Regions from separate parts of the Homo sapiens genome. Here region 2 is linked to region 1. The links are chromatin loops, found by intact Hi-C in ENCODE. Cell type or tissue: Caco-2. All regions are shown on one strand.

Region 1 (8,000 bases):
TGAGAAGGGTGGGTTTCCATCTTTGCTATCTCACAGCTCTTGCCCTTGCTGTCTCCAGACTCTGGAGAGTTTGCAGGGAACAGTGGCTGGTCCAGATCCCTAGCACAGAGCAACTAACTCACAGAAGAGTGGACAGACTGTTCTCCATGCTGTTCCTGGTTGTCACCTCGCCACAATGTGCAGGGCCACCTGACCAGAGTCTCCAGCACAGGCACCCTTCCCCTGCCTCATCTCCTCAATCAGGCAGTCCAGCATTTCTCCAAGGAAGAAATCCCACAGTCAACCCACAACCCATCCACCACTACTGTTGCAGTGGGACAGCCCCAGCAGCCCTCTGGCTGGGGAAGGAACAAAGGGCCTAGTCACTACACTCTCACCTCCAGCACATCATAGCCACTGTATGAAGAGGAGTCCAGCCCCTCTTCCCTGAGAATCCCCATCCCTATTCTTCAGGAGGCAGGGCCCCCAGCCCATGACTGCAAAACAGTCACCCTACACATGGCTGAGCACATCCACTGGTAGTTGCCTGGAGTTTCCCTGGGGAGAGGCTCCCAGAGCCATCCTACCTCTGCCACTGCCACAGCAGCAGTTTTATCCATGCTGCCTTGGGTCTGGGGAAGAAACAAAGAGTCTGAAGCTCTTTGTTTACAAGCTTACAGCACGCCACAGTCACCTGAACTTAAAACACGCTGCAGTTACCATATGGTGAGGAGAATAGTCTCTACTCCTGGTAAGATTGTCGCCTTCTGTTTCCCAAAATGTGAAGCCCCAAGCTTACACCAGCAGTGCAGCCACCCCACCCCTCTGGCTAAACACTCCCATTAACATGGCTTCACATTTCTAGAAGGTGGAGACCCCAGGGGCAACAGAAAGCCTGTCTACCACTGCCTCTGCAGTGGTACTACCCCAGCTACCTTGGAACTTATGAAGGAGCAGAGACCCCAAGTGCCTTATCCATACCTCCAACAAGCTGCAGTCAACCCAAGAGAAGAGGCCAGTCTGTCTCCCATTGGTCAACCACCCACCCGTCACATCACCAGGCAGGGAACCCCTGTCTTGGGCCCACAGCACAGACACCCCCATTCCAGGCTGAAAGCACTGAATGATTGCTCACCTGCATCTCTGGGGTGGAGCCCCCAGGAGACAAGCAAAAGACCCTCAGTTAAAACTACTACTAAGGTCTCTTCCTTCCATGCCTCCAAGGTGAGGAGAAAACATTAACCCTGAGATCACCCCAGAACTGTTGTGTGCAGCCTGGTAGTGCCAAGACAAAAGCTACAGTCAGCAGTCAAGTGGGAGAGGAGCCCACACTTTCATAGCATTGAGACGGAGCAGGCTGCAACCATGAGGAAATGTATGGGAGCCACATGACTGAGCAAGAGCCTGACAACTGACCACTGCACCTAAGAGTCACCTACTAGGTCATGCCCAAAGCTTCAACACTAAAAAAATCTCACTAACATACCCTCATTAAACCAAAGACAAGTCAGCTACAAATAAAGACCCTACACAAAGCTGCAGCCCTGTGAACACAGCCAGAACCAAAGTCAATTTATTGATTGGACTCAAGCTACACTCCCATATGCAGAGATGAGAAAGAACCAATGGAAGAACTATGGTAACTGAAATGGACAGAGCATCTTATGTCCTCCAAATAATCACACTAGTTCTCCAGCAAGGGTTCTTAACCAAAATGAGTTAGCTAAAATGACAGAAATATAATTCAGAATATGGACAGAAAGGAATTTCACTGAGATTCAGGAAAACAGTAAAACCTAAACCAAGGAAACTAAGAATCACAATCAAAGGAGAGAGGAGCTGACAGACAAAATAACCAGTATGAAAAAGAACCTAACAGAACTAGTAGATGTACACACTACAAGAATTTCACAATGCAATCACAAGTATTAACAGCAGAATAGACCAAGCTGAGGACAGAATCTCAGGTCTTGAAGACTGGCTCTCTGAAATAAGACAGTCAGACAAAAATAAAGAAAAAAGAATGAAGAGCAATGAACAAAACATCCAAGAAATAGGGGATGGTATAAACAGGCCAAATCTAGGAATCACTTGCATCCTTTAAAGAGACAGGGAGAAAACAAACAACTTGGAAAATGTATTTCAGGATATCATCTATGAAAACTACCACAACCTTGATAGAGAGACCAAAAGTCAAAGTCCCTTGAAGTTCTACACCCAGATTGACCAGCTGTTCTGATTCCTAGTCTAGCACAATCCATAGAGGAAGGGATAAGTTAGGAGGTCCCGGGGAGGCTGGGCAGGCTGGAGGAAAGGGACATATCCTGAACCTTTCTCTTTCCCCATAGCTGTCCATTGCCCCAAGACATGTCATGCCTGAAGCTGGGAGTATTTTCTCTGTCTAAGATACAAAAGTTAAGGAAATGGGCTAATTCCAGTACTGTGATAGTTCTTTCTTGGGAAGAGCCTCTTTTTAGCTATGAAGATAAATCTCCTGCCAGCAGGCCTACTTCTGCATTCACAACCTGCTCTCCACAGACTTGGCTGCTGTCTTGGTGCACTTTGACCAGTTGGGGGCTCTCTTTCCCTGTAAATGTTGTAATAGTCTCAAAGTCAAATGGAGTCTGCCTTTTATTTCCTTTTTTGCTAAGCTACTGTTATGTCATTGTAACAGTGACATTCCGTCTTTTACAGAAATATTCATCATAAGAAAGGAAAAAGTATTTTATAAAAGAGCTTCTGAAAAACGTAGAACTTTCACTGGCCTTCTGCTTTAATTTGTGATTTTGTGCTCTTAAGGGGAAAGTGATGGGTAAAACCCACAAGAGAACTGAAAACAGCTGTATGAAGAGGCAGTGCAGGCTAATGATGAGTGAAGAAGAGAGCACAGTGTGCATTTCTAGAGGAAGAGGAAGGAAACTAATGTGATATGGGAGTGAAAAACGGGACACAGAAAAGCAGGGAGGAAAGGGGAAAGTGTGTCAGCTCTCAGAACCAGCAAAGATGTATATTTTACTTAAGTTTAGTAGACTAACTTCATATGGGAGTGTACTCTGGGATTCTGAGAGCCAGGAAACAAATGTTCCAGGTGCCAGAATCAGTTAACCATCGACACGTGTATTCTGCACTTCAATCTAGATGCTGCTCCTCTGACAGGTATTTATACAAGCCACCATTCCTGACTGAATATAAATAGGACTTTGAAATGAGGTGAGACAATTTTTCAGCCTCTCTAGAATTCATGACAGAATTCTGTTGTTTTAGGCTGCCTAAAAAAATATATGCAAGCAGAATGGAATTTCAATGTAAAATAATTTATTGTTATTTATACCTGGTGTGTAAATTTTGTATTGAGATTTCCTTAATAATTATTAATCTCCTTTTTTCCTCAATTATACACAACTATCTCCTGCTATCTGAATTTCCTTGGTTCATGTTGTATTTTCAGCTGATTTTGACCAACTTTCTCTCTCTCTCCTTCCTTTCTTTGTCTTTCTTTTCTTTCCTTCCTTCCTTCCTTTTTCTTTCTCTCCTTTCTTTCTTTCTCTCTTTCTTTCTCTCTCTCTTTCTTTCTTTCTTTCTTTCTTTCTTTCTTTCTTTCTTCCTTCCTTCCTTCCTTCCTTCCTTTCCTTCCTTCCTTCCTTCCTTCCTTCCTTCCTTCCTTCCTTCCTTCCTTCCTTCCTTCCTTCCTTCTTTCTTTCTCTTTCTTTCTTTCTCTTTCTCTCTCTTACTTTCTTTTTTTTTGATTTTGCTTTAAGTTCCGGAATACATGTGCAGACCGTGAAGATTTGTTACCTAGGTATATGTGTGCCATAGTGGTTTGCTGCACCTATCAACTCGTCACCTAGGTTTTAAGCACAAATTTTTTTTTAATCCAGTCTGTCACTGATGGGCATTTGGGTTGGTTTCCTGTCTTTGCTATTGTAAATAGTGTTGTAATAAACATACACCTGCATGTATTTTTATAATAGAATGATTTATATTCCTTTGGGTATATACTCAGGAATGGGATTGCTGGGTCAAATGGTATTTCTGGTTCTAGATCCTTGATGAATCGCCACACTGTCTTCCACAATGGTTGAACTAATTTACATTCCCACCAACAGTGTAAAAGCTTTCCTGTTTTTCCACAGCTTCACCAGCATCTGTTGTTTCCTGACTTTTTAGTAATCACCCTTCTGAGTGGCATGAGATGGTATCTCATTGCGGTTTTGATTTGCATTTCTCTAATGATCGGTGATGTTGAGCTTTTTTCATGTTTATTGGCCGCATAAACGTCTGCTTTTGAGAAGTGTCTGTTCATGTCCTTTGCCCACTTTTCGATGGGGCTTTTTTTTTGTGTGAATTTGTTTAAGTTCTTTGTACATTCTGGATATTAGACCTCTGTCAATTGGGTAGACGGCAAAAATTTTCTCCCATTCTGTAAGTTGCCTGTTCACCCTGATGATTGATAGTTTCTTTTGCTGTGCAGAAGCTCTTTAATTAGATGCCATTTGTCAATTTTAGCTTTGGTTGCAGTTGCTTTTGGCAATTTCATCATAAAATCTTTGCCCATGCCAATGTCCTGAATGCTATTGCCTACATTTTCCTCTAGGGTTTTTATGGTTTTGGGATTTACATTTAAGTGTTTAATCAGTCTTGAGTTAATTTTTGTATAAGGTGTAAGGAAGGGGTCCAGTGTCAGTTTCCTGCATATGGTTTTCCAGTTTTCCCAGCACCATTTATTAAATAAGGAATCCCTTCCCCATTCCTAAAGTATTGAGAAAGAGATTCTCTTTTCCAGTTTCTGATTTTATTTTATGAAACAAATGTGTCAGTTTTTACTGACATTTAACGGAATATTAATCAAAATAATGATCAATTACTATTGTAAATTTTATATTTTATGTGTTTAATATATAAAATATTAAATGTATTAATATGATTTACCAGTGCATCACATTTATGAAATTTATTCATTGACATGTATTTTCAAAAAGGAAACACTATGCAGATAAAAGATAATCCACATTTTTGGGTGTACCAACTTATTACTTCCCTCCATTGCAAAGGCAGATATCTCACAATTTTCTATATGTGTTATCTTGATTTTTCTTTTTTGATTCACTCTTCTACTTACCGCAGTATGGCTTCTGCTGATTAATTCTATCAATCCAGCTCTCAGTAAGCTCTGCATTGCCCTCTATTTTCTTGCTATAGTGCTCAGTTTTAATTCACATTTTCCATAAGTCTATTGATTCTTTTTCTAAGCACATTTATTTTCTAAATCAACTTTTATCACCATTCCCTCTCATCCTTCTAAAGTTAAGGTATTCCACCTCTGTTTTCTTTGTGTCTCTTCTGTTCCCACACTTTAATGGTGGAAGGTCCTCAGAATCCAGTTTAAGTCTTTTTTTCCCTCTCCACTTCCTCCCCACATGACAGCCTTCATTTTAGGCCTTTCCATTGCCAGTTATGAATGTCCAGATATTGTATTCCTTGGAAACTGCAAATTCACATATCTGACTTGCAATGTACATTTTCAATTACATGTTGAAGTCAGTTTACAGAGAATATCTGTGCTTTTATTTCCAGATATGTCTCAATCTACATTCTGCTAAGAGGAATTCATTGTTTTTTTACTTCCTCACATTATAGCAGTTAGCATCACTGATATTAATTCAGCATTATTATTGTTTTTAGATTTCTTTCCTGACAAAAATAAAAGATACAAGAGAAGAGGGACTGTATATTTTATGTTCACATTTATATCCTGAAGGCAACATATAACCAGGTACAGAAAAATATGTTTTTTTATAACTTGAATAAAATTATGATAGGTAACTTAATTAAATCATCTATTTTTAAGTCAGGTTGTAAAGTCAGCCTTGGCATTTTATCTTAAGGAATAAACAAACACAAGAAATTTTGTATAGTAAAAATTTAATGAAAAAGGAAATTAATATATTGGCTAAATATGAAGAACATATATTGTTACATTCACCACAATGTAAAGGTACTCATGATATCACATAAAAAATAATTTAAATTTTAAAAATAAATAAATATTTAAATAAATAGATGAACAGAGACATCAGCATTGTCATCTGTAAAGGACTAGTGCCTGCACAGGTATACACCAAGCTTCTTCACACTGCTGAAAACATTTGAAAATTTTGATTCAACTCGTGGTGGTTATAGAAGTGAGTCTTTGAAATGGAAGAACTCATGAAAGTGTGAGATAATGTATTAGTCAATCAGGATCATTTCCATGTTGAACCAGGTTTCAATCCTTCCTCCTTAATCTTTTTTGCAAGTTTGTTGAAAACGAGAGGGATCTCATGATTTCTGCTCTGACAACCTCCCAGGCACAAGGGCTGTATTTCTTCTCTGTTAGATAAAGAGTGATTCTTTGGAAGTATTTCCTCACAGCCAGGATGGAGTCCTCATTCATCAGGGGAGTCTCTTCCACCCCAACCTCCTGTATCACACATGCTTCCAGGTCATTCAGTTGCTGGTAAAGTTCAGTGGAAAATTTTTCTAGGAGGCTCTGTTCCCAAGCAGCAGATGAGTCCTCTGTGCTGAAGAGATTGAAGGTCTGCTGGATCATCTCATGGAGGACAGAGATGGCTTGAGCCTTCTGGAACTGGTGGCCATCAAACTCCTCCTCGGGGAATCCGAAATCATGTCTGTCCTTCAGGCAGGAGAAATGAGAGATTCTTCCCATTTGTGCCAGGAGTATCAAGGCCCTCCTATTACCCAGGCTGTGGGTCTGAGGCAGATCACAGCCCAGAGAACAGATGGATTTGTAGCTGAGCACCAGCACGGCCATCAGTAAAGAAAAGGACAGGGCCATTGGGATGTTGCAAATATTGCTAGGCTACTTGAGATGGATAACCTTGAACTTCGGCCTCTAGGTTTTCTGAAGACTTTGCTCTGTGCATAGGTCTTAAATAGTGAACATACTAATTTCCATTTTCTAAATTCCCTAGTTGTACTTTCTATCTCTGTTTTTGCTTTCTTTATGCACTCTCTACATGTGTTTAAAAAGTTTTTCATTTTTTTTCATCATTGCCTATTTTTCACCTGCACTCAAAGGCTTTTATGGTATTTTTTTCTAATTGAAATCTTCATGAAATTTTAATAACACAGATTTGGCATATCTATTTATGTATATTACGTATACCTCTACTTCACAGATAAAAACTACAAAGTTTGCTCTTTTTATTCAAAGTAAAGAATGACAGAAAAGTTAAACTAAAATTTAAGTTTAAAAGCTATTGACATTTAACTTAATTTGATAAGTATATTTGTGGAATAACTTTTAGTGTAATTTGTTCATGTAAATTTTGTATCAAAGTACATATGCAAAATAAAAATCTATATAGATACACATTAATAATATGAATATAATTACATATCCAATCATTCAAAACTCCTAAAAATATGAATGAATAATTTTTTAAAATTTTTCTCTTAGTGTATGAAGCTTTGAATTTTGCTTTATATGACAAAATAATTTGTAAACTTCACCAGCTGCAGTATTCATCCAGATGTTGCCAACACTTTTTTCTTTTCAGCACTTGACATAAATATTGATGTGTTGAATAACTTTACTAGAAATAAATCATATAATATAAGCTATTTGCATTGAATTCTCAAAGTCTACAAAACATCTTGAAGAACTGAGGATCAAACATAAGTAAGAACCATAAGATAGTCAATGGCAGCCCAAAGATATGCAGGTTAAAGCCACATATTGTGATAAGACCTTAAGATCCAGCAAAAAATGGACAAAAAGTCCTCCAATCACAGTCATCTATTTGCCATAGGTTTGTAACACTGGTCTTACAAATATTTTGTTTATCTTCATGAACTCAATACCAGTGCTTCTCATATCATACACAAAAAAACCCAATGAGAAAGATATATATTAAGCAATGAAATTTTGTTGGATAGAATTGTTGGAGAGTCACAAACTATTGTAATATGTCAGATTTGTTTACACTACGAGAACTAATTTTCGTACCCTTAGAAGAAGT
Region 2 (8,000 bases), 130 kb after region 1:
CATCTCAAAGCAAAATAATAATAATAATAATCTGATTATGCAATGGGCAAATGATCTGAACAGACATTTCTCAAAAGAAGACATAGAAATGACCAACAAATATGTGAAAAACTGATCAACATCACTATCATCATGGAAATGCAAATTGAAATCACAATGAATTATCATCCCACCTCAGTTAGAATGGCTATTTTCAAAACAAAAAACAAAAAATAACAAATGCTGGCATGGATGTGGAGAAAATGAAACTATTACACAATATTGGTTGGAATGTTAACTAGTACAGCCACTATGGAGAACAGTGTGGAGGTTCTTTAAAAAACTACAAATAGAACATCCGTATGTTGCAGCAATCCCGGTACTAGGCATTTATCCAAAGAAAAGGAAATCATTATATCTAAGAGGCATCTGCACCCTTATGTTTATTGCAACATTATTTCCAATAGCCAAGACATGGAATCTATTCCCCAACAACAAATAAATTGATAAAGAAAATGTGGTATATTTGCACAATGGAATATTATTTAGCTATAAAAAGGAATAAAATCCTGTCATTTGTGGCAACATGGATGGAACTGGCGGACATTATGTTTAGAGAAATGAGCCAGGAACAGAAAATTAAATACTGCATGTTTTCACTCTTACTTGGAAGCTAAAGAAACGTTGATCTAATAGAAGTAAAAGTAGAACAGAGGATACTGTAGCCTGGGAGGGGTAGGAGGATGGGATGGACAGGGGGAGATTTGTTAAAGGATACAAAATTACAGCTATGTAAGAGGCTAAGGTCTAGTATTTTATACCACTGTAGCAGTAATATATTATATATTATTAGCTAGAAGGAGGACAGTGACTGTTCCCAACACAAAGAAATGATAAATGTTTGAAATGATGGATATGCTAATTACTCTGATCTGATCACTATTATCAGCATTGAAGCATCACTATATAGTCCATGAATATATACAATTATTATTTGTCAATTAAAAATATAAAAATGAAAAAATTGAAACTTTAAAAAATCAATTTGATTCTTTCAATAAACCTATTTGTATTACACTCATTATATAACACTTTGGAGAAGAATAACAATCTGGAGGGATAAACTATTCTGAACATGCCAATAATGAAACGTGAAAACCTTATGGGGACTTGAGATAATTGGCTTGTGTGAAAGGGTCTGTTAGACAAGTGAAGAATAGATATGAACAAAGGCAACAGGTATGTGTTACAAGTCAATGGAACTTACTGACTAAATTCTAAGTAGAACATTGTTTAAAAAGTTAAAAGGGAGTGGATTTTTCCTCCCAACTGAAAAACAAAGTCTAAAGTTTAATGAATGATTTCTGCAATAAAATATGGTAAAATAACTATTAATCTATCAGTTGTAGACCCTTGGAATCTTATTTATTTTTAACTCTTGAGCTTTTTTGTGAGCTTAAGAATATACAGAAAGCACCCAGCAATTTTTATTCTACTGATGGTACAACCATATCAGGCCTGTCTTATCTCCTTCAGGACCTCACTAATTCCACAAGAGACCTTCTTCTGTCCAGCCTGTTGTTTTTATTCCAAATGATGACAACACTGTTTCTCACCTCCAGCCCAGACCGACATTCATCTTGTGTACTGATAGAGTCCAGAGAAGAATCTCTTTTCTGTCTTTCCATCCAATAGTTGAATTTTGAGCGCTGAAAAGACCTTTTATATGACCAAGATGAGAGAATATTATGCACTTCCTGCACAGAAGTGAAAGGTTTTGAAGAGCTTCTTACCAAGGAGAATTTGGCTTTACCTCTACACTCAGCCCAGCTGCCTACTGTGGTTGATTTTACTTAATTTCTAACCCCATACAATTACAAATCATAAAATAAAACTGTAGCAATGAAATAAATATATCACTAAAATCAGCATTAATTGATAAAATGATAAAAGCATTATTATTTTGTCAGAAATGAAGGATGTACTTTTCTTGTTTTTTGGACCCTCATCCTCAGAAAGTGTCCAAATTCTAACTTTAACTGTGCCAACTGAGTGCAGAATGCACCCACTGGAAAAAAAGCTAAAGGAGAATTGACCGACCAACGTCCTCTTTCCAAATAACTAAGTTAAATAAATAAACTAGTACATTTTGGCAAAGATCTTCGCTGTCATTAGAAACTGTGATTTTTCAAAACAAACATTACCTTATATCAGTCCTGCTGGGATGTCTCTGACCCAGTTACTGTTAATTCTACTCAAATAACTGCTGTATCCTTTTTGTTTAATTGTTGTTTCATTTGTTTTATCTTTAAATCAGGCTGCATTATGACCCGAATTATGACATGCCTCGGATTGCATTGGCCCTATGCCTAACTTTCCCTGCACTCTGATGACTTGCTGGGTCCTAGGGAGGAAACAGAAGTTTGCAACGGACACTGGAGTAACCCTTGTCCCTTCCAATACTCTCAGGCTGCTGTGGTATCAGTGTTATCCATGGTGGGGACACTGACGTTGGCCATGTCTCCATGGGAACACTCTGTGGTTTCAGCATCCACTTTAATCTTCTCTCTGATCAGAATAATCTTAAGTAGTTGATTCAGTGCTCCCATTTGTATTGCTCCATCTCCTGAGGACCTGCCGCTCTTCCAGTCAATGTGTTAAGTATCTCTCTCTTCCTTCCAAGTTCTAAAGCTGCTGCTTGCCTTTTCTTCTTCATGTTTCATAATGTGGGCTCTGCTTTTTTCAACAAATGAGAGTCCTGAGCCTAGTGTAGTCTCTTCCTAGAGGAATCAGAACATAGAAGCACCTGAACAGGGGCACAGATGAACTTCTGCATTCTTTACCAACACGTTGGGTATAATCACGTGGGAAAGATTCTCTCTATTGACTATGTTTTTGTGCCTAGCAGTATTTAACTTCAAGTACTTAACCTTTGCAGTACTGAACTTGCCAGGCAGGGAGAGTCCAGGCATGACCATATTCATTTTGGATCCTTGATCTCACAAAACCTAGCTGTCTCCAGGTGGCACTGTGCCACGACTTCCTGTATCTCCTCCAAGGGATTCAGGGCAGAAACAAGGTTTTATGTGTCCTTCTCCAGGGGCACTGCACAGGCAGGGAACTGTGTGAGGCAGGTTATGACAATGCCCCTTGCTGCCAGCTCAGCCACCACTTCACCTCAGTTCTCCAATACTTTAGAATATATAAAAAATTAACTTCTGAATATGATCAGGGTATAGCCACAGAGATTTTTCAGGGTAAGATGATAATATGCGTACAATTTTTGCCCACTGAAATGACAAGCAACAAAAAGGAAAATCACATTAAAGAAATAAGCAGTATAGAAAATAACCAAGAATTAAAGGAGACTTAATATTTGAAAGTCGTTAAACAATCATACAAACAGAGAAAGGAAGAGAGAGAACCAGGTATATTAAACTTTTTAATATTTTCCCCTGCTCCTAAACTGAGTACCCCACATTCAGTGGTAAAAGAAAGAGACAAGAGACATATTGTGAAATATAACTGAATTTCCCAGTTTCTCTCCTCTCCCATTTCCCAGTTTCTCTCCTCTCCCATTTGAAAAGTGCAATCTGAAGGTTGGGTCTGTAACCTGAGCAAAGAATAAGAAATTCCTCCTAAATTGAAGCCTCTTCCTACTATCTAAGTAATTCTCACACACACTCCTGATTAACTTCTTCAATTACACTATTTGCAGATCACTTTAATACTTCCCAAATTCTACACAAATAGATACCTTCTCTTGATATCATTTGGCAAGAATTGTATCCTCTGATTCCTTTACAAATGTCTTTGCTCTCTTTTACTACTGAGTAAAAAGCACAAGGGATGCAAGTTGACTCATCATTGAAAATAACAGAAAATGTTTTAATTATAAAGTTGGGACATGACCTAAGGAGTGAATGTGTAAAATTAGCAACTTACTGTTAAGAAAGAGCTAATGTACCTTAACCAGGAGATTTTTCTTGATTTCCCTTGTAGTTCTACACCTACATTGGCAGGTTGTACTGATTCCCAGTCTAGCACAAAACATAGAGGGAGGGACAAGTCAAGAGGCTGGAGGCAAGGGACACGTTCTGACCCTTTCTCTCTCCACATAGCTGCCCATTGTTCAAAGAACATGTGCTTCCTGAATCTGGGAGTGTTTTCTCTCTCTGTGATACAAAAGCTAAGAAAATGGGCTTCTTCCAATATTAGGGTTAATTCTTTCCGAGAAAGATGGCCTTTTACAAATGAACGAAAATCTCCTTCAAGGGAACAGAATTCTTTTTCTTATTTTTTATTTTTTTATTTTTATTTTCTTATTATCATACTTTAAGTTTTAGGGTACATGTGCACAACGTGCAGGTTTGTTACATATTCTTTACAGAACAGAAAAGCCTGCCCTCCATAGACTTGGTGCACGTCTTTGCCAGTAGGTGGCTCTCATCCTCTGTAAATATTTCAACGGCCTCCAGAGTAAAATGGATCTTGCATTCTATTTCCTTTTTCCACAGGGATGGTTACATTATTGTAATGGGGATATTCCTTCTTTTCCAAAACTATTCACCAGGAGGGAAGTAAAAAAAAAAAAAAAAAAAAAAACAGGCCAGTGATTTGGATGTTTCTGAAACACCTAGAACTCTCACTCAACTTTTGCTTTCAGCTGATGGCTTTGTACTCTTATGGGAAAATTGACAGCCAGAAATTACAATGGAACAGGAAGCAGCTGTATGAATGGCAGTGCAGGTTAATGGTGAGTGAATGAGGAGAGCACCCTGGGATTTCTACGCTGGGGAGGGAGGAAACTAATGTCATACAGAAATGAAAGAATGGGATCCTCCAGTAAGTAGGGGGGAAGGGAGAGTGTGGCAGCCATCAGAATCAGCAAAGTATTGTGATTTTTCCATGGCTGAAAATCAAGGTAGTCCCATTTCCAATCCCCCTCCCTCCAGAAATATATATATGTATATATATGCTTGTATATACTTAAATTTTATGTAACATAAAATAAGTTTATATACTTATATTAATATACATTACATTTTTAGATTATGTATTTTGTAATTAATATGTGTAAATATAATTATGTATACTTAAGTATATACAGCTTTAAGTATTATATACTTTTACAATCTCATATAATTTAATATATGCTTATTATATTATACTTAACATATTAAAATATATTAAATTTGTATATTATTAAATATATAAGTATACATAATTTAAGCATATGTATTTAAATATACATAAAGAATATATAGGCCTGGCGTGGTGGCTCAGGTCTATAATGCCAGTACTTTGGAAGGCCAAGGCAGGAAGATTGCTTGAGGCCAGGATTTACCAGCCTGGTCAACAGAAGGAGACACCATCTCTACCAAAAAATAAAAAATTAGCCAGGTGTGGTAGTGCACACCTATAGTCTCAGCTATTTGGGAGGCCAAGGTGGGAGGATCACTTGGGCCCAGGAGTTCGAGGATGTAGTGAGGTATGACAGCAGCACTGCAGTCCAGCCTGAACAAAAGAGTGAGACTTTTGTCAAAAAAAAAAGAATATATATTTATATATCTTATATATGTTTTTGTACATTTAAAAATCCATATGTAAATATAATGTGTAAAAATATGTATACATTTATATATTTTAATATATATACTTCAATATATACTTTATATAGAATAACATATATACGATATGTTATATATACACATATACAATATAGCATATAACATATATTGTATGTTATTAAATACATTACAATATTTACTTATTTATTTGTATTTAAATATGTATATATAAATATGTAAGTGTATATTCTGTATATATCTATAGGTAACTTTATATAATACTATATTCAGTTAGTTTCAAATCACCTTTTTTTTTTTAGGGTTGAGTTAGAGAGTTGTAAAGGCTAGGAAAATGGTTTACAAAATATGTTTTACTTGGGCCTAAAAATAATCATCAATGGTGATTTGAAACTAACTGAATCTGAGTAAAGGGATTATTTTATTTATTTATACTATTCACAGAGCAGCCATTTTCTATCGCAACTTGCTGAGACACTGGTTCCCTGGAACAAGCTTCATGGGGGCTGTACAATTTTTCCTCTGTGCAAGGCACTACTCTGACAATGGGAACCTGGGCTCTGCTCCTTCACAGTTTTACAGACAGTCCCCTTTCCTAGAGTTTCAATTTGAGGGACATCAACGTGTTAGACCTCAGGAATGTCAGGGGAGCTGCAATCAAAGCTTCTCTTGTCTGGATTTGGTTAAATGTGGACTATACAGGATTATGTTATTTATTACATTGAAATTAAAGGTAACTATCATTTACCATGTTCAGATTCTCAGCCAGTAATTTGCAAACTTTATTTTATTTCATCTTTGCAGTTTCCTATGTGACAACTATTAAAATTGTCTCAATTTTGCAGAAGAGGAAAGGAAAATCTGATGTTGTTTAAGCTCCCAGGAGCCACAGATGTTGTCACAAAGTGGCAGTTTCTACTGCCTCCCAATTTCCCTCTTCATTAGCTTTCAGTTCTTCCTCTTGGCTGCACTGAGCATGCTAGTGTTTAATTAATCACAATCATGTCTTAAATGCCATTCTTTGAATCCATGGAGGGTAGTCATCATCCTGTATTACTTATCTGTTAATCTAAATTGCCAAGCCTATTGTCTGTCACATATATGCAGTAAAGACATTTTTAGTGACAGAACAAAGACAACTGGATGACTTAACCCTGGGTTTTCGAGTTTTATGCCACCGTTATCTACAGATTATAAGCTGTGGCTCTTGTAAAGAAAGGTGGAAGAAATCAAACCTAGTGTATTAGCCACTTAAAAGAGAAATGCAGAGAGGTGAGGAAACATGTATTTCAGTGCAGTTTAAGAAGTAAAAATGTCCAAGATCAAACCTCTAAGTATACTTATTAGAATTTTAAAAGAGACATAGATTGAGACTCAGATAGGTTGTTATTTCAACATTGAGCCTCATTTGGATGGGTATTTCCTATTAGATTGAGAGTTTTGCCATTTTCTGAGTGTGTTTAATTTCCATTGTCATAATACAAAAGAAGTGTTGAGGTCATGACATTATCTGAGACCCATAAATAGAAGAGAAAGTGAACAAAGTAGAAATAAAGTTGAGATAAGTACAAAAACTGAAAACCCTAATCTGGTTATGTAAGAATCTCACAACAAGAAAGTGCTGAGACAGGTGGGTAAAGACTCAAATGGCCTAGCCAGCTGTATCCCACCAATGACCCGGCCAACCTCTTCCCTAGTGACACTGAGGATGATATTCTGCAGTTCTCTCTGCAGCTTTAGCTGTGGCCTAGCCCAGAGCCATGGGCTGCCATAAATAGGTGACCTTCAAAGTTCTGCACCAAATTGGGAGAATCTTTCTTTTCTTCCTGTCTGAAGAACAAGAATGTTTTTTAAGTTTCCCCTAGAGCAGCCGCATGGCACCAAATTCCAAAAGGCTCAGGCCACCAATGTTCTTCATGAGATGATCCAGCAGATCTCCAACGTTTTCAGCACAAAGAACTGAAATTCCTCACTGGGCTTGATCAGTAGCTAGAATTTCTGGAGACCTGTTTGGGTATAGGAAATCAAAGAGACCTTGAGTAGGAGGACTCCAGCCTGGCTGTGAAGGAGTATTCACAAGCAATCAGTCTCTATGTGAGAAAGAAAGAACACATCTGTTGTGCCTGGGACATTGTCAGACTGCAGATTAAGAAAGGAAAATCAATAAATGCTTTCTCTGTGTTAATAGGCTCATCGGAAATCCCAGGAGGTTGGAAAGGAAACTTAGATTTAGACCCAGTATCAGTCAATTGGGTCTCATCTACTAATTATGTGGCTTCGAGCTTGTAAATATTCATTCAATTCAAAGACTTTCCTTTCTGCTTCATTTATCGATATATTGAGTCATTTTTGTAAGACTGTGTTTCAATAATAAGAAATTGTACTTTTTTGTTTGTTTGTCTTTGACAGAGTCTCACTCTGTCACCCAGGCTG

Evidence for each region. Hi-C counts contacts between places; a loop is a spot of excess contacts. Peaks named below come from ENCODE experiments on the same cell type or tissue, not always from the same donor. Only the 100,000 strongest peaks of a DNase experiment are listed, where the experiment ranks them.
Region 2: it touches region 1 in a loop (2.8-fold over the local background); 6 of 110 quality-filtered maps call a loop at or near these places.

The regions. Positions count from the first base shown.
Region 1 is chr9:21,180,718-21,188,717 of GRCh38, forward strand. IFNA4 (interferon alpha 4) reads right to left here and starts at 6,870. Exons shown (of 1, transcript NM_021068.4): 1 at 5,901-6,870. The coding sequence starts at 6,814. The coding sequence ends at 6,245. RefSeq lists an enhancer at 2,526-2,575. In Caco-2, no CTCF peak of the experiment used is centred here; no DNase peak of the experiment used is centred here.
Region 2 is chr9:21,314,061-21,322,060 of GRCh38, forward strand. The region is part of intron 2 of LOC107987053 (a long non-coding RNA gene); the gene reads left to right. It also overlaps the pseudogene IFNA20P. Among named protein-coding and RNA genes, the nearest start is that of IFNA5, 13 kb to the left of the region's middle. In Caco-2, CTCF peaks have their summits at 4,396 (motif pointing right) and 4,611; no DNase peak of the experiment used is centred here.